Linked DNA regions of Homo sapiens: region 2 is linked to region 1. The links are chromatin loops, found by intact Hi-C in ENCODE. Cell type or tissue: endothelial cell of umbilical vein. All regions are shown on one strand. Each heading gives the region's core, and the rest is flanking DNA. Links, peaks and the distances in the headings are about the cores only. Region 1 overlaps FMN1 (formin 1). Region 2 overlaps FMN1 (formin 1).

Region 1 (15,707 bases), core at 2,964-10,963:
TAATATCTGAAATATTAAAATAGTCTAGGCCATATCTTTCCTTTCACTAAAATACTCCACCAGTGTTTAACCTGTAAGTGAAAATATTCTCCATGTAGTCTCAGTTATTTCACTATGTATTGGTTTTTAATATTTCATCTCTGTCTCACAGTGATCACTTAGTAGTAACTAACTTCGGAAATTAATATATTTTTAATTGCCAAAAAATTGTGTAAAGAGAAAAATAACAGAAAGAGAACCTGGGGTGACTTTGGCTTTTAACTGGAGCTCCTGGCACAGCCCACGCCTGAGGCAACCTTGGTGGTCTAGCAATATCGTATGCGAGTCTTCCGGTTGAACAGTGAAGGACATTTGTGGATCTGTCCATGACCTCTCTCCTTTATGCACTGCCAGTCTCCGGTGTCATCATTAATTAGCCTTCAGGTCTCCCATTTGTCTGCTAGAAAGCATCTCGGATAAGCCAAGTCAATAAATTGGAGCAGGCAAGCTGCCTGGCCTCCGGGGCGCGTGGCTCTGTGGGGACCGTCGGAGGGCAGCCCTCTCCTTTGATCATGTGGGGAAGTTTAATTCTTACAGGCCACGTGGGAATCCCAGCCCGTGGGGCTGCAGAGAGGGCCTTGGAGCACAGCAGTGGAGCTGCTCTCGTTTGTACTGGTTTCAGTTTCTAATTTCAAAACCGCGAAGCTCAGAGGCCTAGGGGAATTGTTTCCCATTTTGCTTCGTCTTTCCCCAAGACTTCGCCTGCATTCTTCAGTGAATTCTCACAATGGGTGGTGGAACTTCAGCACGGGAATGAAAATCATTATCCCTATGTTCTAAACAGGAGATTTGCACCGTGGCATATTTCCGTAAATACAGTGCCCAGCATCTGTAGCAAATAATCCCCAGCCATGACTCTCTTGCTGTTCTGACCTTGACATGTTTCCCAACCAATTTTAGTCAAACATAAAAATAACAAATAATATTTATGAGCCTGCTTGTGAGTGCCAGGCATTCTGCAAATCACTATGTATGTATTATCTTAAATATCATATCATGCCTGTGTTGCGGGAGGTCCCCATTTTGCAGATGAGAAAAACAAGCCACAGCCCACCTGAGTCCTAGTGGGTCTCAATCCAAGCACAAGCTCTTTACCACCCCCATGATATGGCCTCATAAAATTGGAGCAATTTGATGGGCACCGCATGGGCTCTGTCACCACATCTAGCACAAAGGGAGAGCTGCAGCGATCAACCCTGTGAATTCAGGCAAAAGAGAAAGTATTGCTTTTGTAATTGGGGAAACAAGCTCTGCCTTCAGCTTTGCTTTCACCAGGGAGAAGTAACCTTGAAGGAGTTATTGTCAGGCGTTCGATTATATCCTATTAGTAAATTGCAGGCATGTTTTATACTACGTTCATGAAAAACAATTCTATATAAATGAAATTGTTGGAATTTGAATATAGTAGAGGGTTAATTAAATAATTTAAGGAACTCCTCCCAATTTATATTGTGGGAAATCCTAGCTTTTCTTTAACTGTATTCTCAGAATCATAGCTGGAAATAATCAGGAAAGTTTATGTGGCCACAAATGTTCATTGAGAAATGCTGATTCCTTAAAACAGATGTCTTTCCTGCTTCCCTGCCTACCTTGAGAACTACCCAATCAGGATAATCATCTTTGTTACCTTTGTTACCTTGCTTATGACTCATGGGATGAGGTGGTGGACATTTCTGGGGGTCTTTAAAATACACTCAAACCTTAGATCATCTTGGGACACCTCACCATGTTTGAGGAGTACAGAGACACAGAGACGGTGACCCCTTGGTGCAGGGGAAGGGCAAGCAAGTCACATTGCATCTCTGGAAAGCCCACTTGGAGTCTGGGTCAACATTGCTAATATGTATGTATATATATTTTTTAGACAGGAGACAGGGTCTCACCCTGTGAGACTAGGCTGGAGTGCAGAGGTGTGGTCATGGCTTATTGCAGTGTCGACCTCCCTGGGTTCAGGTGATCCTCTCACCTCTGCCTTCTGAATACCTGGGACCACAGGTGCACACCCCCATGCCCAGCCAGTATTTGTATTTTTTGTAGAAACAGGGTTTCACCACTTTGGCCAAGCTTGTCTCAAATTCCTGGGCTCAAGTGATCCACCTGCCTTGGCCTCCCAAAGTGCTGGTATTAGAGGCACGAGCCACTGTGCCAAGCCAACATTGCTAATTTTATTTAAACTTTCCTACACGTGAGAATCTAGTTAAGATGAAGAAACCTTTTTTCTTCATCTACTTTTCCCTTTCTTCCTTTCTTTCTTTCCTTTCCCCTTCCTTCCTTCTTTCCTTCCTCCCTCCCTTCCTACCTCTTCCTCTCTCCTTTCTTTCCTTCCTTCCTTCCTTCCTCCCTTTTCTTTTTTCCTTTTCCTTCCTTCCTTCCTCTTTTTCTTTCTCTCTTTGTCTCTCTCTTCCTTCTTTCCTCCCTCCCTCCTGCCTTGCCTTGCCTTTGCCTTTGCCTTTCTTTCCTCCTTTCATTCTTTCATTCTTTCTTTCCTTTCTTGTCTGTCTGTCTCACTCTATCACCCAGGCCAGAGTACAATGGTATGACACTGCAGCCTCGAACTCCTGGGCAGAAAAAACCCTCCCAGATCAGCCTCCCATGTAGCTGGGTCTACAGGCATGCACCATCATGCCTGGATAACTTAAAAAATTTTTTTTGAGAGACAAGGTCTCACTGTGTTGCCAGACTGGTCTTGAACTCCTGGCCTCAAGTGATCCTCCCACCAAGGCCTCTCAAAGCACTGGGATTACAGGTGCGAACCACGACATTCAGCCAAGATAAGGAAATCTGATGCTTTCGCCAGATACATGGAGCTCTCTAGAGAAGTTTGGGGAGAAGTAAATGAATCCTGCATGATGACTTCTCAGGGATTAATGTATGGACTTTTACATAAATATTAAAGGTAAAACATAAACACTGTGCAGACGGTGATAGATATGTTTGAAAGATGCAAAAACATTGGATTGAAAAATGCTTTGTGGCAATGTTGGCATCTCAGAGAAGCTTTTTAGGATGAACAGGACTTTGTCAGATATTGTTGAAAGAATGTATGGCATGAGAGCAGAGCAGAGAACCACATGAATGAAGACATGGAACTGGGAATGCCGAATAATGTAACTGGAAAACATTGAACAGCTTTGGTTTGGTTAGTCAAATACATGTGGGAAATAGAGCTGAAATATGCCATAATGGAAAAGGCCTTAAATAATCCAAGTCCCCGAAGTTTGAATTTAGTTGAATTTGTGATGAGAACCCATTAATAGTTTTATCTTCTTTTGTACCTTTCCCCCTTTGTTTTCAGGGGACAAGATTGCCTTACAATTTATAGAGACTAGAGAAAACTTAAGCATCAAATTTAACTCTTGATCTCCTCTGTCTCTTAAAAAAACATAATCCAACAAGATACTTCCCCACTATTCTCTATCTCAGCAAATGGCACTTCCAGCAACCCATTGCCCACTCCTTTACCCTTCCATCTGCTTCAACCCTACCTTGACTGAATCAGCAAGACCTATTTGTTACACCTGCAAAATATATCCCAGCTCTATCTACTCTCTCGCTCCTTGGACACTACTCTAGCGCAAAGTGTCCTATTTTGAGAAAAGAATGGTAGTGGGAAGGATATACTTACCATTTGGCCACAGATCCATCTATTTCAAAAGAGGTGAAGGGTAATCTCATAATAGCAGAGAAGCTATAAAGTAGTTATTGTAGAGAGGACAAAAAGGCTTACAAAGAAAGGAAAAAAATGTGGAAAAAATGAATGTTTTAAATGATTATTTGACTGGATTTATAGAATTTGTTCTAGTTGTTTCAAGGTAAGATTTGTATTTTTTCAATAAGATAAGTCATTTAAAAAATTAGTCTTTGCCTCCCAACGGACAGGATTTCCTAGATAGCCTTGGAATGGTTGTCAGAATAGCTAATAGCAGATATTCTAGATAGCTCTATAAAAACTCTTTAAGAAACAATGTCAATAGATAGAGCTTGAATTTCGGTACCCCTGTCCTGTGACCTAGCATCCCTGTATCATGAGAAATCCCTAGATACCTCTGAAAATGTAGGTGATTCTGACCTTGACTCAGAAAATGACAAAGGGTTCCCTCAAATTGTACTTTCATTTTCAGCACCGTTTTGTAGTCCCCAGGGTTGTCTAGGATTTCTGCAATCTAGTTGGCAATATTGCAAATGAAAAGTGTCAGATAACTAATTTCAGAGAACATTTAAGTGGTGTCTTTTGCATTTTCTCTATTTCTGAACTGACATGTTTATTGCTTTGCCTGCAGTATACGTTCTGAGATGCTAGTTTTAAATATGCCAAATTATTGGATAGGAATTTCCCAATGTAAATAAAGATCTCCTTCCCAACCTCCTTCTTCCAAAATACCTTACCTGTGTGTTTATAAATTGCTCCAAGATCTGTAGTATATGTTTCTCTATTTTGTGAACCCCAGGTGGCATGATATCTTTATGGTGAAATCCAGTGCTTTATTAATAGGCTTTTGGACAAGAACATATCTAATTTCCAGCCATGGTCAACAGATGAAAGTGATCTTGACTCAGCTCTAGCTTTGTAGAAACGAAGCCTTTCTTTTCCCAGTGCATGCTGTAACTGGCACAAACACATAGGAACCTTGGGGAGATGCCTCTTGGCTGGGTTAACTGCCTTTTGTGATGGTGAACTATGATTTACTGTGGCTTCCCTGTAGACAAATCGTAACTATCCAATAAGGTAGGTCATTTTTAAAAAGTCAAGTCACCTCAGACCTGATTATCAAAAAGTACTCTATTACAAATTTTAGATAGTCTATCTGAAGTAAATTATGTAAAATTATTTCCCTTGTGTTAGTAGAGGATTAAAAGGAAGGGTAGGTGAACGGGAAGCATGAAGAACTGACAGGGTCCTCCCCGACCTGGTCTTAGTTCTCATGTTGGGATGCGTGTGTCACCCTGGCCAATCACTAGGTTGGTAGTTCTAGACAACTTGGGTGCCTGAGAATTTCTGCAATATATTTTTCAAGCTCTACTTTTGGAGTGTGAATCTGAGGAGGGCTGAGGCCCTTAATTTCGTGAGACTAATCCTCAAGTAGTTTTTGCCTCTCTTTATCTTTGGGAGAACACAAGCAGAATACTTTACCTATCCCAGGTCAGAGACTTTTCTGGATCTCTAGAAGAAAAATGGAAGGATTGTACATTGCCCTGTTCCTCAAGAGTGGTGTAGAATGAACTAATTATTTTTGTTGGTTTGTTTATTATTTCTGGGTTTTGTTCCCCCTGCCCCCCAATCCTGGAATTTGGACCAACAGTGGTTGACAAGGAGTGTGCACAATTGATAGCCAAGTGCATAGCACAGTACCTGGCCCATAGCAGGAGCTCAGCAAATCTGTGTTCCTAAGTCTAATTCTAAATTTCTCTTCACAGCAAGTGAGAAACAGATGGTGGTGGTGTGCAAGGAGTCCCCAAAGGAGTATCTCCAGCCTTTCAAGGACAAACTAGAGGAGTTCTTCCAAAAAGGTAGGAAGCTTTGTCAGCCGCACATACACGTGGCCCTGAAACATCCTTCATTCCATGAATCTTTCTCTGAGGCCCACGGCCCCTGGCATCCTGGCTGACCACAGGCAGCTCTGGTGATTTCATTAGCCCATCTTTCCATGGTGGTTACATACTCACGGTAGATAAAGTTGTCCTGTAGCTTTCATATCACCTTTCAAATCCAGTTTAATATTTTAAATTCTTGAATGTTACTCTGGCTTTTGTAAATTCTCTGAGGACAAACTTTTTTGTCTCTTCATGGGGCTCAAGGAATTCCTTAGCCCGTGTTTACTGACAAATGACATACATGTAAGGCAGATGTGGTCATGCATTTCACATTTGTGGTCAACCTGGACAGGTGGATGGTGATCACCCTCCTGGTTTTATGAGTGTAGCAACTTGGAAACTTGTGTTATATTTTCCATTCCTTTTCAGATAGGAAAATTAGGGCCAAGTGAATGTCACCCATCAATCACTTGCTACCTATCAGCCCTCTGGGGGTTAGTCAGTGAAAGTGATGTGCTGGTATGCATGAGACTCCACACTTTCTTTGAAATCTTAACAGATTTCCTTCCTTCACAGTTTTGGCATGAGTAGGGAACTTCTGTTTATCAGGGTTAGTGAACATGGAAGTATCATGTCTTTTAGATAATTCCTATTCTAATTTCTCAAATTTAACTTAAGATGTAAAACAAAAATAAGTGTGGGGTTGTTGCAGGCAGCTTTTTTCCCTGCTGGAAAGCTAGAGGAAACACACATAGGAGCCTTTGGGGGATATCTCAACATGCTTTTTCTATTACTGAGTAAGGCCACTTGTTACCACACCATCAACAAAAGACTGTTAAGCAGGGTGAATGCATAAAGTGTGGCCAAACCAGCTTGAGAATCAGCAGGGAAATTCTCAGTCTATGAGTCAGAGGAACTCCATTCCAGCTGCTGTTCCCTTGGTGCAGAGACCATTGCTCCCTTCTCCATGATGAAAGGTTGTCTGTATTGAAGTAGGAGAAGTCAGATTTCTCTCTCAGCCATTACAGAACCTCATATATGATGGAAGAAATGCTGTCAGACAAAGTACCATCTTGAGAGCAAAGATACCAATACTTGTGTGCTATGTGACTATAGGAGATGGATTTTATAAGTGACTTATCAAAAAATGCATTGCTGTATAATTATACTGTGTAAATATAACCTAAGTAGCCTGAAGAAAACCATGAACTACTTCCCTTTGCTGACCCCAGTTAATAGTATCTGCTTTTTACATATGCAGAATTAACTTGAAATGAGGCTCATTTGTACTTGGATTCCATCTTTATTTTTAATTGCTATTCTATTTCTAGAAAATTTTGCCATGTGCATGTCAGGGTACTATTTACCTGCATGCTGTAATGCTCTTAGAATCCTGCGTCTGCAAAGCAGCCAGCTTATATTGTGAATTTTATTCTTTTTGTTGAAAAGACATAAATATGAATAGATTTAAAACCTTGAGAATCTTCTTTGGTACCTTGGAAAAGCAATTTGCAAATCCCCATTTGGGATAATGTGTTAGCCTCTTCTCTACTAGGGCTCCCAAGACAATTCTGGTCTATTCAGAGAAAGGGAATTTATATGAGGGAAACTGGATCTTATGACAGGGAAGTAAAGGTATGGCCATAGGAAGCTGTTCTAAGAAAGTCCTAAAACAGTGGTTCTCAACTCTCTTGCATACTAGAATCACTTAGGAGATTTTTTAAAATCTTGATACCCGGGCCCAACTCTAGACCCATCATCAGCATCTCTCAGGGTGGGGCCAGGCATCAGATTTTCTTTCTTTTTTCTTTTTTTTTTTTTTTTTTTTTTTTTACTCTCCACGTAATTCCAGTGTGGAACCCAGATAGCCAGTACTCTCTAGCTTAGTTCACCTTTTAATGTGTATTCAAAGATTTATTCTGAGCCTGCTATAGGTTAGGCTCTATGTTAGAGACCAAGAGTACTAAGATTAATTGTATACTCCTACACTCTGTCCCAAGGAATATCTTAATGGGAAAAGATCTATAATTGAATACAACGAGCTCTTTTTTTTGTTTGTTTTTTGTTTTTTTTTTTGAGGTGGAGTTTTACCCTCATTGCCCAGGCTGGAGTGCAGTGGTGCGATCTCGGCTCACTGCAACCTCCACCTCCCGGGTTCAAGCAATTCTTCTGCCTCAGCCTCCCAGGTAGCTGGGATTACAGGCGCCCACCACCACACCCGGCCAATTTTTTGTATTTTTAGTAGACATGGGGTTTCACTATGTTGGCCAGGCTGGTCTCGAACTCCTGACCTCAGGCGATCCACCCGCCTCGGCCTCCCAAAGTGCTGGGATTACAGGCGTGAGCCACTGTGCCCGGCCAATCAGCTCCTGACTTACAGATGAGGTAAAAGTGACAATCAGCTCATCAGCTCCTACTTTACAGATGAGGTAAAAGTAACATTAGGAATAACATCAAATCATGCTTAAGACAAAACCAGCCAAAATATGACACAGATTGAATTTGAAGGAAACATTACCATTCTATTAAAAAAGTTAAGAATATAAAAATATATATACTATTGTAGGAATCTTAAACATTCCCAATACCGTATGGTAGAAAAGTCTACTGTTGAAATAGCTTGTTACAATTATTTCATTACTTAACTCATTTTGTCAAAACAGTCTAGAATTGTGCTGTTCGATGTGGCAAGCACTAGCCACATGTGGCTTTTGAGAAGCTGAAATGTGGCTAATCCAAACTGAGATGTCTTATGAGGGTAAAACACGGGGTTTTGAAAACTCAGCAGAAAAAACATGTCAAATATTTTATTGCTGATTTTTTTTACTGATTGCATGGTAAAGTGATAACATTTTAGATATGTTAAATAAATAAAACGATTAATATTCATTTATAGGTAAGTTAATAAATATGTTAATAACCTGACAAAATATATTAGCTAAATTATATTTCTTCTACTTCTTGAGTGTGGCTACTAGAAAATCTAAATTGTATTAGTGGTTCACATTCTATTTCTATCAGAAAGTGCTAGTCTAGAGGCATGTTCCGTAGGCTTTCCTCAGCTCATTCCTACACTCTCTTCTCATTGTCGCCCTGCCTTCTCAGCTTGAATCCTAAGTTACTGGAATGCAGAGTTTCACAAGCTAGCCCCCTGCCCACTCTGGGCCTGGCCCTTGTTTGGCTCTCAAGTGGGGCTACGTAACCAAAGGAGGTGACAGCATGCTACTTGGTCAGGCTGTTACCTCTACATTTCTGAAATGTATGGTTTAGGGTTTGTGGTTAAGAAATACATTATAGTTCACAGCAGTATGCTATGATGTAGGGGCTGGGTTTTTGCCAAATTGCAGTATATACAAATGGAGTATCTCCTCTCTACTGTGTAGAGTTCCAAATAGTACTTCATTTATTGCGTAGATATTTCACTGATTCGTAGAAAATGTAGGATTTTCCATTTGCCACAGATAGGCACTATTCACCATAGATAATCAAATTTCTATGACAATTGTCATACAGTTTATAGTATTTCATCTAATACGCTATTTATTGTAAGAAATACCATTATTACATGTACTACAAAAAAAGAAAAATTACTGCCATAAGCCACAACATGTAGACTCTTAAGATGTACCCCAATATCAGAGGCTCTAAAACGTGAAAATTCTATCAATTTTGGAGTTGGTGTAATGTGGTACTATAATTAGGCATATAGAATCAGAGAGGAAGAATGCCCAACACTTTTAGGTAAGACTTTCAGCAAAGAAGATATTTTTGTTTAGAGTTGAAAAAACAAAATAATAATGATGGCAATGATAATGTTAATATTTACTGAGTGCTTCTATCTGCTAAATACCATGGGGAACAAATCACCTTTTTACTTAGTCACCATGACAGTCCTTTGAAGTGAGTACTGTTACCGCCCTGCTATACAGATGAGGAAATTGAGGATTAGAAATTCTCAGCAGACAGGCTACAAAGGGCATTCCAGGCAGAGGAAAACACTGCAAGTCTCAGAAGGATGAAAGACATGATGTGTTTGGGAAATGGCAAGCAACTTGGTGTGGCTAGATCACAAGGCAAATGAGAAGAACACAAGACCAAAACGGTGATAAGAGTCACAATATGACTTGCTAAAGAATCTGAACTTTGTCTGACAGGCCGCAGATAATATTGAAAAATAATGTGTACAGGAGTGACATGATCATGTTGGATTTGTTTGCATTGTTTTGGTTTGTGCAATTATTTTGCAGGGGGTATATCTCTTTGCTTTTTGTTGTGGCTGAGAAATATGTTAGTTATAACTAACAGTAATATAAAAAAATATTGGACAAGTAACAGACTAATTAAGAACTTGAGCAAAAGCAATGGCAAAGCCGAGGTAGGAGGATCACTTGAGGCCAGGAGTTTGAAACCAGCCTGGGCAACAAAGTGAGACCCCATCTCTCCAAAAATTAGTTGAAAGTGGTGGCGCCTGTAGTCTCAGCTACTTGGGAGGCTGAGGTGGGAGGATTGCTTGAGCCCAAGAGTTCAAGGCTACAGTGAACTATCATTCTCCGTACTCCAGCCTTAGCAACAGAGCAAGACGCTGTCTCAAAAACAAACAAACAAAGCAATGGCAGTAAAAATAAGAAGGAAAAGACATAATTGTAAACAGTAAAGGGCTGTTTTAGGCATTACAGGACAGGTTAATAAATTGGATGTACAAAATGAAACAGAGGAGAATAGGGTAACTCCTTTTTCTTGCTTGGATAACTGGTTGGATACTGATAAGACTAGATTTGAGATGGAAGACAGTGAGGTCAACTTTAGACAGGTTAACTTTGTACATGTGAGACGCGCAGGTAGAGATGCTGGGCTCATGGGAGAGAGCTAGATGAGACAAAGGTTCAAGTCATAGGAATGAATGAGATAGCCCAAAGAAAAGAGTGTAGAATGAGGCGATACCTGAAGTATCAGAGTATCTGAGCACAGGATATCATATAACAAATGTAACTGAGAAAAGATACTTCTGTACTTCTACAGCACAGCTTATACAGAGTGTTTTGCAAGAAAGCTAATTCTCTATTAGGAGTCTTATCACTTATAAAGTTTTAAGCAATTGTGTTCTGTATGCCTGAGAAGTCACGTGCGTTGTGACTCAGGATTATTTTTATATCAGCTGCAATTCAGCTCTAACAATCATGATGATTTAATTTTTCTTCTGTAAATCATATCCTGTTGCCACACTCAGATGGAGATGATGCGTTTATCCTTATGTCTTTTTCATTCTTCCCTTCTCAGAATGTCCTTATATAGTGTTATTTGACAAAACTGTGGTACTTTTTCTTAATTTCATTTTCTGAGAAGAATTGAATGTAATTTTAATGGCACCACTTGGCGGGGTTGCAAACTCCATGATATCCATGCCTTTTTTCTTACGTGTCTTTTTTCTTTTCCACACTAGGCTCTTGTTGAAGCTGGTTTATAGCTCAGTTCAGAATAACCTTGTGCAGGCATTTTGTGAGCTCCTGCTTTCCCACCCTCAGATCAAACATGGTCATAATGATATGGCCTTCAAAACTGTGATGCTCACATTAAAAGTTCCCATAAACATGGCAGGGATCCTATAATTAAAAGAAGGCACAGAGCAACTGATTAGATCCCAGGTATAGATCTTGTAGGTGGTCTTTTCATGCTGTTAAATTGGTCATTTGTATTTATAGCTTTGGCAGGGAGGGCTGGAACCTAAACTAGCTCTAATCCCAGCACTCTCCCACACTTGGCCTTATCTCATTCTCCGTTAATTTCGCTTGGCATCCATGAATGGAGCCAAATTCTGAATGATTCTGCATGAACCATTCTAGCCCTAGTCTATGAAACTATTTTCTAAGTTCCTTTGACCAGCTGAGATTAGAGATACTGTTTTTTTTGTTTTGTTTTGTTTTGTCTTGTTTTTTGAGACAGAGTCTTGCTCTGTCACCCAGGCTGTAGTGCAGTGGCGCGATCTTGGCTCACTGCAAGCTCTGCCTCCCGGGTTCACGCCATTCTCCTGCCTCAGCCTCCAAGTAGCTGGGACTACAGGCACCTGCCACCACGCCTGGCTAGATTAGAGATATTCTTAATATCAAAAATTGTTTTAGTTTACCTATGTAACAAACCTTCACATGTACCCCCAAACCTAAAATAAAAGTTAAAAAAAAGAACTATTTTCTAGTAAAAAATAGATAAATTTACCAGGTTTAAAATAAACAAAAGCAGTAATTCTGATTTTCAACATTGAATGCAAAAGGAATTATATAAATAGATGGGTATTCCATGACAGCTGGGACTGTGTCTGTTTTGTCCTGTTCACTCACTTGTCCCAACATCATATAGGCTCAGCCTGTCCCATGATAGGTGTTAATAAGTGTTTGTTGAATTTATGAACAAACAGCTTGAATTGTGTAATGTACCTAGAGGCTATTTTTTCCTCCTCCTTGGGTTTTCTGTTTAAATCCTTTCAGAATTGCTGAATCATCCCAGAATCTGAAGAGGTACATTTTTGGTCGATAATACATTTCTGTGGTCAGACCTCCTGGATATAGAATCATCTTTCTATGTTGGGCATATGCACGTAATCTATTCTTAGTAAATACTTTGGTCAGATTAGATTGACAAAGGCCATACTTAAATCTCTAAGTTGCAAAATAAGAGCAGGTTATTACATAATCTCTTCACTTCAACCCCCAGAAATAAAGAAACAAAACTATCTGAATCACCATATTCAACCACTAAGGTTACAGAGATCAGGAAAGGTCAGTAATCTGAACAATGTAACCTGTGAGGGAAATAATTCTGACGTCCTTTACAAAGCTTGTGGAAAGAAGAAGTATGGCTAGAGAACATGAACTCTGCCTGAGCCAAAATGGGTTCTTGTGTACTCCACTGCTACTCAAGAAAATACCGACAGGCGTGGTTCCAAAGATCATTAAATGGCCAAGAATTAAGATAATCTCTTGTGACTTCCGGATCACTTAAGTAACAGAACAGTAATCCTTGGAAGATGAAGAAAGCTATTTGGCTAGGCGCAGTGGCTTAAGCCTGTAATCCCTGCACTTTGGGAGGCCAAGGCAGGCGGATCACCTGAGGTCAGGAGTTTGAGACCAGCCTGGCCAACATGGCGAAACCCCATCTCTACTAAAAATACAAAAATTAGCCGGACATGGTGGTGTGCGCCTGTAATCCCAGCTGCTCTGGAGGCTGAGACAGGAGAATCGCTTGAACCCAGGAAGCAAAGGTTGCAGTGAGCTGAGATCATACCACTGCACTGCAGCCTGGGCCACAGTGAGACTCCTCCAAAAAAAAAATAAAGAAAAGAAAGCTATTTTATCACAGGTCTATTAGGTAGGCTTTTATCTAAAAGGGCTAGAGGGGATTTTTTTTCCCAGAAATTCCTGCAAAGAGCGTATGTTTTCCCCCGAAGTCGGTTTCTAATGACTATCCAGTAATGGAGTTGTGAAATTATGGTATTTCCATACATTGGAATACTAAGCATCTTTTTTAAAAAAAAAGTCTGTATGTATTGACCTGGAGGATCCCTAATGTATATGTTTAAGTGGATAAAAGCAAGGGTCAGAAGAGTAGTTATGTTATTATTAGGTATATTATTTTATCATTCAGATAAAAATGAAGCAAAAAATGAATACTACCTAACAGTGAGAACAAATAAGAATTAACCTAAGACTGGCCGGGCGCGGTGGCTCACGCCTATAATCACAGCACTTTGGGAGGCCGAGGCGGGCAGATCACGAGGTCAGGAGACCGAGACCATCCTGGCTAACACGATGAAACCCCGTGTCTACTAAAAATACAAAAAAAAAAAAAATTAGCTGAGCGTGGTGACAAGCGCCTGTAGTCCCAGCTACTCAACAGGCTGAGGCAGGAGAATGGCATGAACCCGGGAGGCAGAGCTTGCAGTGAGCCGAGATTGCGCCACTGCACTCCAGCATGGGTGACAGAGTGAGACTCTGTCTCTGAAAAAAAAAAAAAAAAAAAAAACAAAAGAGAACTAACCCAAGACTGATATTCAGCTGGTCCTCACCATAACACCCATACAGGTTGCCTGTTCTGCTAGTTAGTACCTATGTTATTGTTAAATATTTAGACTATTACTCCTAAAACTAATCAAACAGGTTCATTGCTGCAGCAGGTAGAAAATAGGCAGATGAGGTTCATAGGCGTATGCAGATTTGTTATAAATTTGGGTGTTTTAACCAGTGAGTACCTCTTAAAATAGTAAACAAATTTTTTTTGAAAAACAATTTTCTATAGTACTTCGCACTTCACATTTTTCCCTAAGATTCTGCTTCCTATTCATTGCTTCTCCATCATTATACCAACTGGGGTCCCTTAGCCACCTGAACCTAGAATTGGAAACCAAATGGTCTTACTCACAGTCTCATTACTTTCATTGGGTGCTGAACTGGACAACTTAAAAGGAAATCTGAAGGTCCCTTATCAAGCAAGATCTATGAGCTAGTACCTTGGTTTGTTTCCTATGGCTGCCTTCTTCAACATCGCTCTAGATGGCTCTATCTAATGGAAGCCTCCCAGTCAATGAGAAAATGCAAGGAAATGTTTAAAGGCATTGAGAGCTCAAGACAGTCTAATACACACACACGTGTGCACGCACACACACGTGCACACACATGAACCTGCTGGAACCCCTCCGTTCTTTCTCCTTGACTTGGATTGACTTCACTTATTTTGCTCATGCTTCCATCATCACTTCAGTTTCAGGCGTCACACTTTTGTGATGTTATTATTAGGTATGTAACATGAACCCTAATTTACATTATGGTCAAGAAGAGGCCTCTAATATGTAGGGTGTTTTACCTGTTCCTCATATTTTTTTTCTTATTGCCATAATCCTGTTCTTTATTTCATTTGGGCTCTTCATTACACAGGTGCTTCAATGTACACTTTTATGAATATGCCAAAATGAGAGAGTAAAGATCTTCTCTCAGATTACCCCGACACAGACCATCCTTTAAACCTAATCACAAACATAGAACCAAATCTCAGTCATTTATATCTTGAGATCATTGTCAGGATCTGACCTCTTCCGTGGGTATTTGCATTTTAGGCCTTAACTCTAATTTTTTTGTTTGTTTGTTTTTTTGAGATGGAGTCTCGCTTTGTCACCCAGGCTGGAGTGCAGTGGCGCGATCTCAGCTCACTGCACGCTCCGCCTCCCAGGTTCATGCCATTCTTCTGCCTTAGCCTCCCGAGTAGCTGGGACTACAGGTGCCCGCCACTACGCCTGGCTAAGTTTTTGTAATTTTTAGTAGAGACGGGGTTTCACTGCGTTAGCCAGGATGGTCTCGATCTCCTGACCTTGTGATCCGCCCACCTCGGCCTCCTAGAGTGCTGGGATTACAGGCATGAGCCACCACGCCCGGCCTTAACTCTTAGTTTTTTAAAGAGTTTGTCTCCTGTTTTTCTGGAACTCCTGACCTCAAGTGATCCACCCACCCCAGCCTCCCAAAGTGCTGGGATTACAGGCACGAGCCACCACGCCCAGCCTTGTCTTCTGTTTTTAAACACTGTCTCAGAACTACATGCTAGTGGAAGAGAGATGGTAGTGGTTGGGTTTGGAGGTAAGATATTATTTGTCAGATAAGTATCATTAACTCTTACAGGGTCTTTCCTAGAGCAGCAGCAGATATTTACACACACACACACACATACACACACACACACCCCTACATCTTTTCAACGTTATGGAACCAGTTTATTTGCTTGCTTTGGTAGAACAGGGGACTATACCTTAAACTGATTTTTACAACTTTGAGTAGGCCCTCAACCATGTAAGAATTGAAGTATTACTAAGGACAACCTCATGATGGTGTTATTGGGTAATCTCCTCATTTCCCTTTCATCATGGCAGAATCCAAGATAGTTTGATGAGACTCTGGAGCTGCAATTGCATTAACCTCTTTCTGATGATTGGAAATGTCCCCAGGTAGAAGTAGAGGATGGAGCCAAGTCAGTCAGGCTCTTTCTTTCTATGTATAGCCCCTTGTGAATTCACCCTTTTCACATTTCATTAGTTTGTTTTGGAAAAACTAGGAGGACATGAACTCATCCTTTTTTATGGTTGCATAGTATTCCATGGTATA
Region 2 (15,707 bases), core at 4,420-12,419, 62 kb after region 1:
TTTCCTGTATATTAGAGAAAATTCTCCTGGTTGTTAAATATCAACAATTTTCTTGTCCAAATTGCAAAAGATTTTCAGTGGTCAATCTCTGTGAATCAAAACTGAATTTAAAATGGAGTTTTGTCTAGGAAAGACAACAGTCTAGGCCTTATCAAACCATTGCAGGTTCATATTCTAGCTTTTAGCATTTTCTTAAACAGTGGAATAACAATGAAATCAAATAAGGCACACTGGTTTTGTTTGTTTGTTTGTTTTTTGAGACGGAGTCTCATTCTGTCGCCCAGGCTGGATTGCAGTGGCGCAGTCTGGGCTCACTGCAAGCTCTGCCTCCCAGGTTCACGCCATTCTCCTGCCTCAGCTTCCTGAGTGGCTGGGCCTGCAGGTGCCTACCACCACGCCTGAATAATTTTTTTTTGTTTGTTTGTTTTTGTTTTTTTGTTTTTGTTTTTAGTAGAGATGGGGTTTCAGCATGTTAGCCAGGATGGTCTCGATCTCCTGACCTCGTGATGCACCCGCCTCGGCCTCCCAAAGTGCTAGGATTACAGGCGTGAGCCACTGTGCCCGGCCAAATAAGGCACATTCTTGAAGCGACTTTATCTTTGTCTAAGCTGCTGAGTGCCAAAGCCAGGCCATCCTCTGGGAGTCTGTGTACTTTGGTTCTTCTGAAGAGGTTCACTTGCTTTCTTAGTTTCCAAAACACATAAGAAAAAAAAGGCTGAAATTTAGTATTTTTTTTAGTGTTTCTCCCCCTTTCAGGGAGAGTAAGCAAGCAGTACCTCACAAATCCCCAGGGAGAGAGGCAAGGAGGGCAATGGTTAGCTTCAGTTTAGAGTTGGGAAAATCGAGGCCCACAGGAGGATGATGTGTTTTTCTCAGGCTGTGCAACAACCACCAAATCACTCTTGACATTCTCTGAAACTGCACCAGGATTTGCAATATGTTGATCTCACAATCTAGACTCCAGGTGATGCCAGAGGTGTCAGGTGTTCCATGAAGCACAATAACTGGACTTCACTATATTTTGCTGGAAAATCAGAAGATAAGTTGTCCCTCTAAATACTAGAAATGAAAGACTTTCCCTTCCCCATGAATGCTCAAATAAATATGTATCTGTATAGAAGGTAAGCATAAGAAAGAGAAAAAATAATCACATGCCCTCCCTGGGGTAATGCATGTTATGTGTGATACAGAGGAGGACACCTGTGTCTAAAGTAGAAAAGGGTGGGGTAGAACGACTATTTTGTCTCTTAAATGCCTGTGTTATTGAGCATGAGCAACAGAAAGATAAAGCAGACAGAGCATTTCACAGAAAATCAGGGGACCTGAATTCCAGGCCCAACCCTACCAGGGAATAATGCCACACAGTCTTTCCAGGTCTCTGTTTTGTCACCTATAAAATGATAATTTGGGCAAGTCATCCTGTAAATTCCTTCCCATTCTAAAGTCCTGTGACTTTGTAGGAAATGAATGGCCTGTTCCTATAGGTTATATAACTCTCTACTTATGTATTCCCATGCTATAGTCAAAATAATTTTCATTTGAGTGAAATAAAGTTACATGCTATAGAGTGTACATTTGGTTTTACCAGTGTTTGGACTGCCATGGAAATAAGGGTTATGTCTGGGGCAAGAGTGGACATTGCCACATTCTTCCCTTCCCGGTTTTTCTCAACATTATGTATGTTTGGAATTATAATAGAGTCCCTTAAGAGATTACTGCAGTTATTGCCTTTCTCCACTTACACATTTCCAGTCTTTTAATAACTGGGAGCCAAAATTCCCTGACCAGTAGTTTTAATTTGCATTAAAAACAGATTTATTCTTTACAGAAGCACAAAGAATTTATGGGACTCAGAGCTGCAGCTCCAGCTTGGATCTCGCCTAATCGTACCCATGGAATCAATTAACAGTTCATCTGTGAAATGTGATAAAATCTTATGAGATACATATTGCCCAATAACCGAGAATGAGATGAAAGTATGCTCCATAATAGTAACGGAGCTTCAGGGTTTTACAATCGCCATTGAATAGAGTTCCATTAGAAAATCAGTATTCAGGATGGCCACACACAAAAAAAAAACCACTGTGTCTGAACAGATGATAGAGCATTGAGTAATAAACCTGGCCAGCCATTCCTGCTTTGATTAGTTTCCAACACCCTAGAAAAGGGGGTCATTTATTTAAGTGTTCTTGCTCATGGCAAATGAGCTTGTGAGGCTTGGGGTAGGTGGGGGTGAGGGGGAAAGATTGAGTTCAAAGCTGTAAATTGCTGCAAAGCTAGTGCCTCCAAGAAGGGCTGCTTGGGAGGCCCAGGTAGTCTGGTGTGCAGTGAGCCTTGCTGGGATAGGTCTTACTGATATCTGGGAATCCACTCTGGAAAATTGGGATTCTTTACTGACCAGACTGGAGATCATTTTTCCAAGATCAGAAATGGTTTTTCATCCAAAACTTGCTATGCCTACAACTGTATCTGTTTTTGTACATCAGTGGTTTGTATTCTTGTATCATATTAAGCTTTAAAAGGTAGCCCTCCTGAAGATCATATCATCTACATCTCTTATTTTACCCTTGAGAAAATTGAGAGTCAAAGATGCTGAGTGATTGACCCAAGATTACAAAGCCAGTATATGCCCGAAAAAGGATAGAATGGATTTTCTTGCTTTTTTGTGAAACATTTGACAGATTAATTATTCCCAATGAGCTATCGAACTGACCGCTGCTAATGCTGCAGTCAGTGTGTCATCCACCTTGCATGTAATCACTAAACATAAAATGAAGAGCAGGGAAGAGACGGGGATTTGAGATGAAGAACAAACTCGAGACGTTTTACCTACACACCCCCAGAAATTATACATGCTGATTTTATACAGATAAGATGTGCCCAGGAGCATCCCAATCAAGTTCCATTTTTTGGCAAATCAGTTTGAGCAAATAGATTTTCTGAGGTTTACAATAAACTTCAGTAACTATGAGCCCCCAGCTTCTGTGTTACAAAATAAACACAAGAGAAACTGCCCCCAGCATCCCCCCTCTAATGGATTTTAGTGTTGGCAATTTCTCACCTCTACCTCATTCCATTTTCCCCCCTACCTGTTGCAGTTTTGAAACAACAGTACGATATTTTGGGATGAAGCCAAAGTCTGGTGAGAAGGAGATCACACCCAGCTACGTGTTTATGGTGTGGTATGAGTTCTGCAGTGACTTCAAGACAATTTGGAAACGGGAGAGTAAAAACATATCTAAAGAAAGGTAAGGTTCAAAAAAAGATTTTAATGCCTCCTTCAGGAGCCTAGGAAACTGCACTCTTAAACCTATCAAAGTGTGTCTATTTCACACCTGTCGATGTTTTCTTTCGGATGAAGTGGTCATAGGGGAAGGACTTTTTGCCTCAGGGATCGTAGGGAAATTCGGGGAAAGCTTGCTGTCCACACAGGCAGATATGCTCACATGATCTGATAAGTTACACTTTCTTAACCCCTTCCAATTACTAGCTAGTAAATGAAAGGAGGGTTGTGCTAATTTGCAACAGATTGCTTCTCTGTGTATTTTCATGTTGGCCCAGGCTAAATGAGGCAGCCTTGCTGTCGCAGACAGTATAGACAAATAAAAGTGAATGCTTTTCCCATTAATATACTGAACTTGCATCAAAGGAAAATCTCTGTGACTCAGGCCACACTTCACACAGCGTGGAAGCCCCGCATTGGATTTACAGCGCCACTTCTGACTCCCTGTATCCTGCTGCGGACATCAAACTGCGTGCCGCTCAGCCTCGTTGCAGCCCCCGATTTTATTAGCTGGGGGTAGAAGAAAAACCTCAACTCTGAATATAGACGGGGTGTGTGTGTGTGTGTGTGTGTGTGTGTGTGTGTGTGTGCGTTTTCCTTAGAGAGATTGAATTTGCCCCTATTTATCAGAAAAAAGCATTTCTGCCTGATCATTTTTGTGATTGGGTTGCCACTGTTATGGAAGGGGTGTCATGGATTTAAATTTCAAACAGGTCTTACTACTACTCCTGTGGAACAGATGTATAAGAATGGCATTCAAAACAGAGTGGAAGGAGACAAAAAATTCCTCAGCGTAAGGAAAATGATATATTTCATTATAGCATCTACCTTTTACTAACCTGTGAGGCCTGACATTCCATAATTCAGTATTTTTATTCTTCACTTTGTAATCAAAGAAAAGATATATACATAATATATTTCTAGACACATCACAACCTACCCTAATATATTTCACCTTAAAACACTAGTAAGAGGAGCAAAATTGTGAGATTTTTGACCTAGTATTAGTCTCTAAGTATTTTCTCAGGGAGCTAAAAAAAGAGAAAGGCCTTCTTTCTTTCCAAGGAAGTTAAAGATGTGTTTATCAACACATCTTCCCATCAGTACTTCTTTGGGAACATGGGAATTAAACTGAATATATCCATTATATAGATAAAACTGAAGCAGAGAAAAGTACCATTGTTGAGAAAATAGGTCGTTGATAATAACATGAAAAAAAATCCTAAAAATCTTGGCACCCAACCCATAGTTCTTGCCCTGCCATCACTTATTTAGCCCTTTAAAGTAAGCTAAAATAAGTTTCTGTGGAATCAATTCTCATACGAAAATACTATTCTTAAAACAGCATAGGAGCTGGCCAGTCTGCCCTCCAGGTCCATACACCTTGAGGCTGGGACATCCCACAGTGGGCCTGGAATGTACAGCTTTTGCTTAAGAATTTTTACACCTCAGATTTTGAGCACAGTCCTTAGTATATTTGTCCTTGGGGCCCTAAAAATGGTCTAAAACAAACAAAAGACCAACAGAGAAGGCAATTAATTGCTTTATATGTTAATGATCTTCTGTTGAAATAACTGTATTCCACATTAAAGAGTGTTCTGTATCATAGAAGTTAGATCAAAGAAATTGTGAGTCTGTCATAGAGGTGGTATCCAGAAGTCCTTCAAAATGACAGTATCTCTGATTCCCAGCCACGGGCGTTTGTGGCATTGCTTCCTGGGTGCAGCTGTTGAATTGCCTGCTTCACACTCTGTAAACCAACCCCTTTACAGGGTCATGACCTCACAAGACCCTTTTTGGTTCTTCTCATTTCGCAGTTTCAGGGGACCCTTCATTCCAGCCATGCTCTGTGAGGATGGATCACCAAGGTTTCTACCCTAAAACAACATCTCTGAAAGTTGATGATGGCTAATAAGATATTTCTGGAGGCAGCAGCATGGTTAGGAAAATCTGTGTGTTAAGAAATATTAGCACATTATGTATATTACTCCTCAACCATTTAAACAAACTGCTTGATATCCAGGGTTTTCTTAAAATCCTAAAGTGAGAACTTTGTTAAAGTGTTCTCTGTCTGCTAAAGATTTTAGCTTCTTTCCTGTTAGAATCACACATTCATTATGGTAAAATAAGCAAATTAACTGGAATTTTTCTATTAAATGAGGAACACTATAATTGCTTTGTTTTGACATCTATTTAATGATATTTGATATTATAGTTTCAATTATACTTTCCCCAGAAACCGAATATATCCCAACAACACTAAACATCAGGAGACAACATAACATCATTAACAAGGGCATCCTAAAAAATAAAATTCATAACCAAAATAAAAACCTGATGATGTGTAATTATAAAGAAAAAAACTAGTTTGGGATCTCATCAGAAAAATTCAACTCACTTAATTTTTAAATATATTGGAAGGCCAACTAAGTGCTCAAAATCATTGGAAAAATTAAGAATCAGTACTAGCATTTTCAAAGGGACAGGTTTCATGGAAAACACTGTTTTGTTTAAATTCTACTTCCAAATGAAATGGAAGTGTTGAAAACTACTTAGGCCACTGGAGGTTAATTTTAGGTGGTGGTGAATATTTACTTTTCCTGCTTAGGTAGTTTTCATGAGTACACATTAGTTTGATACAAAATTGAGATGAATGCATCTTCATAACAAGATAACAGCTTCCCCTCATAAAATCCAGAATAATCTGTAACATACAAATGACCACATAAAAATGTCCTAAGTTCTTGTGCCTTGTGAGTGAACAATAATCTTATTAAACTGGTGTCAGGGCACAACTCTGTGGTTCGGCAGAAGGAACAATATTTCACTGGGGAATATGGTTTACCTGGAGATTAACTATATCTTTGGAAGAGTAATCTACTGTGTCGTGGTATATTAATGGCTTTCAATTTTCCTTGGCATTCAAGCCAATCTTAAGCAAAAGAGCAAACTTCTGAGCCCAGGCACAAATCCAAAAGCGCCACTTTCTAGACGTGCAGTCTGTGACCCACTCAGTCATCGTGCTGCCCCTGGTATCAGGACTCATCTTTCAGTGAAGCATCCCAGTCCCTTCTCTTATCCCTTCTGAATATGTGCAGTGCTGAGCAGTGTAAAAAAAGACCTGGAGACAGAGAGCTGAAAACAGGCATTTTTACCCTTCACCCTGCCACCCCCCCACCCCCATTAATTGGCTATGTGATCTTGGGCCAGTCACTTATTCACTGGGAACCCGATTGTCACATCTGTAAAATGTATGTATCAGGATGAAGCAGGAATTAAATGGTGACTATGAGCTCTTCTAGCTCAAAATCTCTATGAATCTAGAAACTGCGGTTCTAATTTTCTGAGGAGCTGTGTGTTTCCCTTCTGCCATAGTGCCCCTCACCTTTGCTCTTGAGCTATAGGTACTATATTGGAAGATATTTCAAGCAAGGACTTGCAGGTGAGTTGGGAGAGAGATTAGGTGCCAGAAAGAATTTTCATTGCCCTCTTGAAATCGGTAAACATCTATAGCTACCTTGCCTCACCTGAACCCCCAGTTCTTCTCATAAAATACTAATGTTGGCCTTTGTTTTGTTTTCTTTTGAGTCATTCAGGCTAGAGTGCCATGACGCAATCATAGCTTACTGCAGCCTTGACCTCCTGGGCTCAAGCAATCCTCCTGCCTTAGCCTACTGAGTAGCTGGGACTACAGGTGTGCATCACCATACCTAGCTAATTTTATTTTTTTATTTTTGTAGAGACGGTGTCTCACTATGTTGCCCAGGCTGGTCTCAAACTCCTGGGCTCAAACAATCCTCCTGCCTTGGCCTCCCAAAGTGCTGGGATTACAGGCATGAGCCACCACGCCTGATCCTAATGTTGTTCTTGAAGATCACGTTTTTTTATGGAGCATGTACACAAAACGTTTTTTTCTCTGCTCATCTGTATCCAACATTGCATTTACGATGTATCATAATCCAAGGTTTATTTTATCCTCAGAAGCAACTTTGCCTCACTTTTACCTTTTAATGCACTTTTGTATTTGTACCTCATGATATCCAAACATTCAATGAATTTTTGGTACACATGTTTCTTCCACCTGTTAAATCAATAGATTATCCAAGTATATGCATAACTGCAAGTAGGTAACCTAATTTTTGCTGATACCTTTATTGGCTATTCTTTACTCTTTTTTATTTTTTATTTTTTATTTTTTTTGGCTGCTGAATTATTCTGGGTGATAGGACCCTTACTTACAAAACATTCCACCATTTAGGATATCCTAAGACTGCCCCCACATATGCCCGCGCATGCACACGAAGCACTGCCTCCCACAAAATGAGCTTTGAATTTGCAAAAGGTACAGAAGGCCTACGGGAGTCATGACTCCAGGAATAAAGTCTGGGCATATAATTCACCCTGAGCCAAAGCAAACTTTAAAAGTGCCATTTAAAAACCCCATAATGGGTAAGTAATGAGTGAATTAGAAGTTTGGTGAATTTTATGTGAAATGAAAATAAGAAATTTCACTACACACATAGCTATAATTTACACCATAGGGGAATGGATAGTTATCTTGTTTTTTTCTTTTGGGGGCGAGGGGGCTGTTTTTTTTATTACCCAGCCACCTACCAATAGGGTTTTTGTTTTAAGTCTATTACTTGCTGCTGTTATGGGTGATTATGGAACTGCTGTACCCTTTACAGAAGATAGTTCAAAGCTGTTGTGAGGCTATCCTGAAAGCTGTTCTCAGAGCTCCCTACTGCTCAGGTCACTTTAGGACCAAGAGCTGGGGACTTAGAGATGCTGTCACTCAATCCACAAGCCACTGACTGCAGTGTAGACACTACAGGAATTCTTTTCTTTACATGATAAACTTACTCCTAGAAAAAGCTCCATAAATAAAATTGTTATTTATTGAATTCTGCTTTCCTACTGACATACATACATGATAATTTCAGTAACTTGTAACATGTTAACTTTCTTTTCCTTGCCCTGTGTTATGTAGTTAAATGACTTGTATTCATTTAACCACTAAAGAGCTGCTTATTTTTAAAAATCCCTTAATAATACAATCACCCCCTAATTAATTGTCAAAACTTTGAATTTTCCTAAATCACATTTGAAAATGGTTCTGTGCAAATACACAAACAGTAAATGCCCCAAGACCTAACTGATAAACAACATTGTCATAATCACAAAGAACAGCCGGGCGTAGTGGCTCATGCCTGTAATCCCAGCACTTTGGGAGGCGGAGGTGGGTGGATGACCTGAGGTCAGGCGTTCAAGATCAGCCTGGCCAACATGGTGAAACCTCATCTCTACTAAAAAATACAAAACTTGGCTGGGTGTGGTGGTGCACACCTGTAATCCCAGCTACTCGGGAGGCTGAGGCAGGAAAATTACTTAAGCCTGGGAGGCGAAGGTTGCAGTGAGCCGAGATCGCGCCACTGCACTCCAGCCTGGGCAACAGAGTGAGACTGTCTTTAAAAAAAAAAGAAAAGAAAAAAAGAAATCACAAATAATAAAAACTGCTTATTCCCCAAGCAATAAATTTAAAACTACATCTGCAAAATTAAAAATATGCCATGAATAAGGAGAGAGGATAAACTAAAAAACTGTAAGAATTATAGGATCATTGGTTTAAAAAACTATACACACCTCTTGGCCCTCTCTCTGAAAGCATCATTCCGTCTCCTTTTCCCTTCTAACTTCTTTTAAAAGAATGATTTACGTTCATTTCCTTATTTCCTTTTTCGTACCACACACTCCTTCCTGTCTCAGTAAGGATAACGTCTTGGCTGCCATAACAGAGGCCAAAATAACTGTTGCTTAAACAAAGGAAAAATCAATTTTCCTCATGTATAACAATCTGAATGCAAGGAGTTTGGATGTCAGGAACCCAGTTTTCTTCTCTTTTGTGGTTGCCGTCCTTAAGGTAAGGTCCTTATTCCCAACGTGTAAGGGGGCACACGTCAGGTCTACTGCTACCATTGCTGCTGAGTTCCTGCCAGTGGGAAGGGGACTGCACAACCTTTCCTTTTAATATTAAATAGCATGAGCTGGAAGGTGCACACATCACTTCCACTTTATCCCATTGGACAGAACTTAGTCTCATGGCCATACACAAGGGAGACCAGGAAATGTAGGCTTAGCTGGGAGCCATGTCCCTGCTAAAGACTCATGGTTTCCTTTACTAAAGGAAGCAGGAGAACTGCATATTGAGATTGTTACTAGACTGTGTCACATTTCCTAACTGAAATCAGATGACTCCTTCTAACTAATTCTTTGCCACTGCTAGTTTTTTTGGGTTTTTTTTGTTTGTTTGTTTTATTTTGTTTTGAGACAGAGTCTTGCTCTGTCGCCCAGGCTGGAGTGCAGTGGCGCGATTTCGGCTCACTACAAGCTCCACCTTCCGGGTTCATGCCATTCTCCTGCCTCAGCCTCCCAAGTAGCTGGGACTACAGGCGTCTGCCACCACGCCCGGCTAATTTTTTTTTTTTTTTTTTTTGGTAGAGACTGGGTTTCACTGTGTTAGCCAGGATGGTCTCAATCTCCTGACCTCGTGATCTGCCCGCCTCGGCCTCCCAAAGTGTGCCACTGCTAGTTTTTGACACCAATGGTAGTTTCCTCCATCTCGAAATGCCTCGTTGCTCTGATAATATATTGGGTCTCTCTGCGAAGGTGACTACTCCCCTTCTTCATCTCCCTCCTTAGTTCCTCTGTTTCTTCTGTTCCTTAAGTGTGGGCCTTCCCCAAGGTAAATCTCAGTGTTCCTCTTTTCTGCTCTATTCTCTGTTTTGTTAGTCCCAACTATTTTCACAGCTTCACCTATCACCTCATTGCCAAGGCCTCCCAAGTTTTAGACCTACATTTCCTACTGCACATTAAACTGTATACCCAGCCTTCATCTGCAATTCAATATGTCTCGGTTGGAAATTATTCCATCTCAACTAAGGCCTATTCCTCTTAGGCTCCCTAACTTTCAATTGCAACACTATCCTCCTCCTATTAGCAAAAGGCAGGCTGGAATGAGAATTATTTTTACTGCTACAAGATTTATTTTTCATCTATTTCTGACTCTTTATAGTTTTGCCCCCTTAATGGTGATTGTTCTTTACCCTGTATTTGAGGTGTCTCTGCTCTGATTCAGGACTCTATCATCTCTCACTTGGATTATTGAAACATCCTTCTAACTCTTCTCTCTGCCTAGAGGTTTTCTATTTCCTCTTGAAGTGTCCCTGAATATTGCATCCAATTATCTTTCCAAAACAGAATTTAGATCATAGTTATCTCTTTAAACATATTCTGTGGTTTTCCATTGCTCATGAAATAAAGGAAAGATAATTAGCCATGGATGGTACTTTAATTTATTAATGTATTAAGTTGTCACAACAGCCCTGAAGGAAAAAAAAAAAAGGTTTATTGCTATTTCACAGCTAAGCATGAGAGAGTAAATGAATTTTCAATGTCATAGTTTCATTAATAAACAGAATGAGGATAAGAACCTAGGTCTTTTTTTTTTTTTTTACACTAAAGCTTGAGTTCTTTCAAGAACTTCATATTCTCTCCCAAATTATAGCATGGCCCTCTGAGAACCTGCCCTAAACTCACTCTTTAGCCTCATTTCCTATAGCCTCATCCCTCCCTGCACCTACTATGACCACTCACTGTCTCACACCTGCACTTTCTTTCCTTGTGTTCTCACTGGATAATTTCTTCATACCGCATTCCCCCCATTATTTCCTGCTGATCAAAATAGAGTCGTCTTTCAAGGGCTGCCTCCAGAAACCAGGTTCTGTAGAAATGTTCTGAAATCTCCCTTAATAAAAGAATTAGCTTTTCCTGTGGGCTCTGACAGCATTTTCTTCTTACGATCCTTTAGTATTTAATTCATTCCAACTTGTTATTTTAGCAGTTTATGTGTATCTTTCCACTTCTAGGACACAAGCCTGTTCTTTGCTGTGTCTTGTATGGTGCATTCTCCAGCGCACAGCTGGATATTGAAAGAGCATTGAAGATCTTGGCTGGTGTAAGAGTTTGGAGGAAGAAATGATCCAAAGGAAATGTGGAAGCTACAGGGAGCTTTGAGAAGACACTTAGCCATAATCAGGACCACCCTAAGCAGATAGTTTTAGAGGAGATTCAGAAGCCAGTAGGGCAGTGTTAGAGATCAGCAGCTCCCAAACCTGGCAGATCTCCCAAGTCACCTGGAGGTCATTGTAAAAATGTAAACAGATCCACTGAATCAGAATACCAGAGTGTAGAGTCTAGAAATCTGTGGTTTTAGAAACTCCCCACAGAGATGGCAGAGCAAGAACACATTTTGTGTTTAGTTTCCTTAATAAATGCCTTGGCTTCACCATCCTCTTGTTTACATGTACCAGGTAGGCTTTGGAGATCAGAGATTGACACCTTCCTAGTGATCCTTCAGCCAAGTTTAGAAACTCCTGGGCTCAGGTGATCTTGCAGTTCTCTTCCAACCCTGACTTCCTGTGATTTTAAGTAGAAAATGAGCTGGGCATTGACAGCAGATGAATTTGGCTACATAGACATAAAGAGGCGGACCTGGGTGACTGAACATGCGTTTGGAGGAATCATGCAGTGTTATTCCTGGGATCAGCCTAACTGCCTTCTTTTCTGTGCTTCCTCCTTTGAGTGCTTGGTCTACTCCAGTCTCTTGTGTATTTGCACATTCCTATAATATAAATTTGCAGCACTTAATTTAAACACGTAGAATCGTGTCACTTAACTAGCGGGATACATTGTGAGAAACGCATTGTTAGGTGATTTCATCATTGTGCGAACATTATAGAGTGTACTTACACAAACCTAGATGGTGTAGCCTACTTCACACCTAGGCTGTATGGCATAACCTAGTGTTCTTAGGCTGCAAACCTGTACGGCAGGTTACTGTACTGAATATAATTGTAACACAATGGTATTTGTGTATCTAAACATATCTAAACACAGAAAAGGTACAGTAAAAATACAGTATAAAAGATAGAAAATGGTACACCTGTGTAGGGCGCTTAACCATGAATGGAGGTTGCAGGATTGGAAATTGCTCTGGGTGAGTCAGTGAGTCAGTGGTGGGTGAATCTGAAGGCCTAGAATATTACTGTACCCTTCTGTAGATGTTATAAACACTGTACATTTAGGCTACACTAAATTTATTTTTATAATAAAGTAGTTGTGCCACAACATTATGGTGGCTATGACTTCACTAGGCAATAGGAATTTTTGAGCTCCATTATAACCTTATGGGACCACCATCATATATGAGGTCTGTCTTTGACCGAAATGTCATTATGCAGTGTGTGACTCTACTTTAAAACTACTATAATATTTACATAATGGTATAATCTAAAAATATTATGTCTCAAGTGATATACAGACTATGAAACTATTCTGGAAAAATTTATTGATCACATACGGTGTCCTTCATGAAGCTTTCTCCAATCTGTGTGAGCTATCGTATCTCCAGAATTTTGGGGGTTTACTGTATCTTCAGTTTTGTCATTTAATGATTTGGTTTTTTATTCATTTGGTTATAGGCACTTTCTCTTTTAGATAAATCATAGGCCCCTAGAAGATAATTACAATGTCTTGTACCACTTTGTTTTCTCTGTAGCACCTTGTTTTTCCATATATATAGTAGATGCTGAGTTAGTATTTGTTGAACAAATAAATAATCATTGTGTTTCCTTTTGCCATGTTGAAATTGATTGCAAGATTTGCTGTCTGCTGCTGATAGATGAAAAATCTTGTTTATTTGGGTTTTGGTGGTAGAAGTCCCTAAATGTATCCCATATGGGTTGCTTTTGCCCAAGAATCTAAAATCTTAATAGCTTTGTTAAAGAGAATAGACATGTTCAGAACAAGAAAGATTAGTTAATGGAATAAAACAATCGCCAGCTCTGTTCTTGACTGTATTACTTTCAGTTTGTTTAGAAAAAAAGAAGGAAGTGGAGATCCTTTGGATTCATGGCTATGCCAAGCCTCAAACCTCTTTGGAGCTCAAATCAAAACCTTAGAGAGCATCTGTCCGCACTCCATTTCCCTAGCTTGGCAGAGAACAATGGAAACCTAAAGTATGTCTCCTTCATTCAGCCTAGAATATTTCTAAATTACTTATCTGTGGGACTCCTGACAGCTCCTGCCTTGGGCAGAGATGCAACAGGGGGCTGCCTGGGTAGAATGATTTGAGGGGCGCCAGAGAGACTCCTTACTCCAGACAATCTTCCCTGTTTCCTCACCCTTTTGTTCCAGTCACCCATGCAAACAGGCTCTCAGTGCTAGTTTTTGGTGAGACTCAGTAGGTGGTAGAGGTTTCAAAACCAAAAGGGGGAGCTTGCATCTGCTAGCACATGCATGTCTTCATTATCGGGATTGGAAATGTCTTCCAAAGACTAATGCATTTCAATTAAATTTGCAAATTTATGACACAGGGCTGATTTCAGTTTTCAAACTGTCTCCCAGACTACTCTCCCTAAATGAGGAAATGAATGCGATGCTGTTACCTTTCACTCTGCACCTAAATCGCCGGGTCGGCTCTGGGTGTTATGTCTACTAAGTGCAGAGTGATTGGCTTTAACTGATCATGCATTCCAGGGCAAGTCCAGGGCTCCCCAACTTCAACTCCCCTGTGTCCTGGGGGAGAAGCTCTGCAAACGGAAGAGGACTTTGTTCTGCAATTAATCACTTGAAGTCAAAGTATGTTTGGGTATACAAGTGATAGCTCACAAAAACTATGAAGTGGCTGATCTGTGTAGCTGGTGAAATGCATGCAGTCTCTAAGAGAAGTTTTTTACTTTTAAATAGGAAAATATCTTAGGAATAGAGTAGGGAAAATTGTCAGATTTAGATTTGACAAAGTACACAATTGGACAAAGTAGAAGTGATATGCTAATTTATCATGGAATAACTTTTTTTTTTTAAGAGACAAGGTCTCATTCTTTTGCCCAGGCTAGAATGCAGTGGTGTCATCATAGTAACCTCCAATTCCTGGGATCAAGTGATCCTCCTGCCTCAGCCTCCTGACTAGTTAGGACTACAGACACACATCATCATGCCCAACTCATTTTTTAAAAAGCATTTTTTAGTTGAGAGGGTCTTGCTGTGTTGCCCAGGCTGGCCTTGAACTCCTAGCCTCAAGCAGTCCTGCCTCAGCCTCCCAAAGCACTGGAATTACAGGTGTGAGCCACCATGCCCAACTGGAATAACTTTTAAAGGCTAAATTCTGGTGTGTTAGGAGCTAAGCCTAAGATTACTTTCTGCTGGTATTCTTACTTTCCTGCTGGTCTGTTTTATCATGGCTGCTAGTGAAACTGACCTGGGAGGCACAGGAGGTGGTCGGTGCCAGAGCGGTCAGGGCCGAAGGTCAGACTCTGAAGAGAAAATGAGCATGGAAGAGTGTGTCTGTCTAAGTATGTGGCCTTGTTGGCCTGCCTGGGATAAATGAACTTGGGGTTACCCATTCTTTCTTACTGTTTATGGCTCTTTTCTCTTAGTTTTATTTTTCTACCCTTTGGAAACATTCCACATAGCCTAGTCAATGATGTTTTCATCAGCTGCTGCAGCAAGGAAAAAATTTCCCTTTAAATTGAGAAATTAATGAGTTTGTTGTTGTTTTTTTCTTACAGTAGGGAGTGACTTTACTTATTTCATTGACTTTTATAGCAGTTAACCTCGTGCGATAGTTATGTCAGGAATTCAGAAATGCCTCGTGAGTGACTGTTGTCAAGATGGATAGAAATGAGAGTGGTCCTCACAGCCCTGGTCAGGTCTCTACGATCTCACTTATTTAGAATCAAAGTTGGACATTAGCCCGTTTTCGCCTGGAGAAACAATTTCGCTCTGGGAACTGGGGGCTGTACCTTGTATAGACTCGAGTAGTATCAAAAGACCTGAACAAACTATATAGAGTGGACAGAGCCTTACTTCTGATGTTCAGGCCACCAGGCAGTGGTTGGAGGGATGGCTGGACACAGCCATATCCCTCTGAAAGCATATTTAAAACAGCCCTTATGGCGTTAATACCATCTATGTTTCAGGTAAGCCTAATGAGAAAAAGATCAAAACGTTGCCCTCAATCTTCTCTATTCAAAATGCCATAAACCATGTGATATTGAGCTTTCTGAGGCAAGGAAGCCATTTCCCTGATGCCCCAAAGTCTATATGTTATTCCTTGTGCCTTGGCCTGATGTGACTTAGTTCAAAGCTGCAAGGAGATCATGGCAAAGGAGTGAATATTCACTCCTTTTTGTATTTCATCCTTGAAGCTCTATATACCCCTTTTCTGACTTTTTCTTCTGAAGGGAGACCATAAGAGTGTCATTATTTGCTCATAGAAGCTGTCCCTGATAATGACTGGTAGAGCAAAGCTATATTGGGTAGTCAGACTGGTGAGTCATTTATTTTACAGGTGTGATCTACAGTG

What was found. A loop is a pair of places that touch in the nucleus more often than their neighbours do. Peaks named below come from ENCODE experiments on the same cell type or tissue, not always from the same donor. Only the 100,000 strongest peaks of a DNase experiment are listed, where the experiment ranks them.
Region 2: a loop joins it to region 1, with 3 times the contacts of the local background. A loop is called at or near these places in 2 of 110 quality-filtered maps.

The regions. Positions count from the first base shown.
Region 1 is chr15:32,846,855-32,862,561 of GRCh38, reverse strand. FMN1 (formin 1) reads left to right here. Exons shown (of 21, transcript NM_001277313.2): 17 at 5,455-5,547. Among named protein-coding and RNA genes, the nearest start is that of GREM1-AS1, 140 kb to the right of the region's middle. RefSeq lists an enhancer at 4,884-5,782. In endothelial cell of umbilical vein, for the core only: no CTCF peak of the experiment used is centred there; DNase peaks (open chromatin) are centred at 6,441 and 10,721; H3K27ac peaks cover 3,229 bases.
Region 2 is chr15:32,786,345-32,802,051 of GRCh38, reverse strand. It overlaps FMN1 (formin 1), which reads left to right. Exons shown (of 21, transcript NM_001277313.2): 19 at 3,099-3,248. All of the region lies in intron 1 of LOC107984089 (a long non-coding RNA gene), which reads right to left. Among named protein-coding and RNA genes, the nearest start is that of GREM1-AS1, 75 kb to the right of the region's middle. In endothelial cell of umbilical vein, for the core only: no CTCF peak of the experiment used is centred there; a DNase peak (open chromatin) is centred at 9,201; H3K27ac peaks cover 498 bases.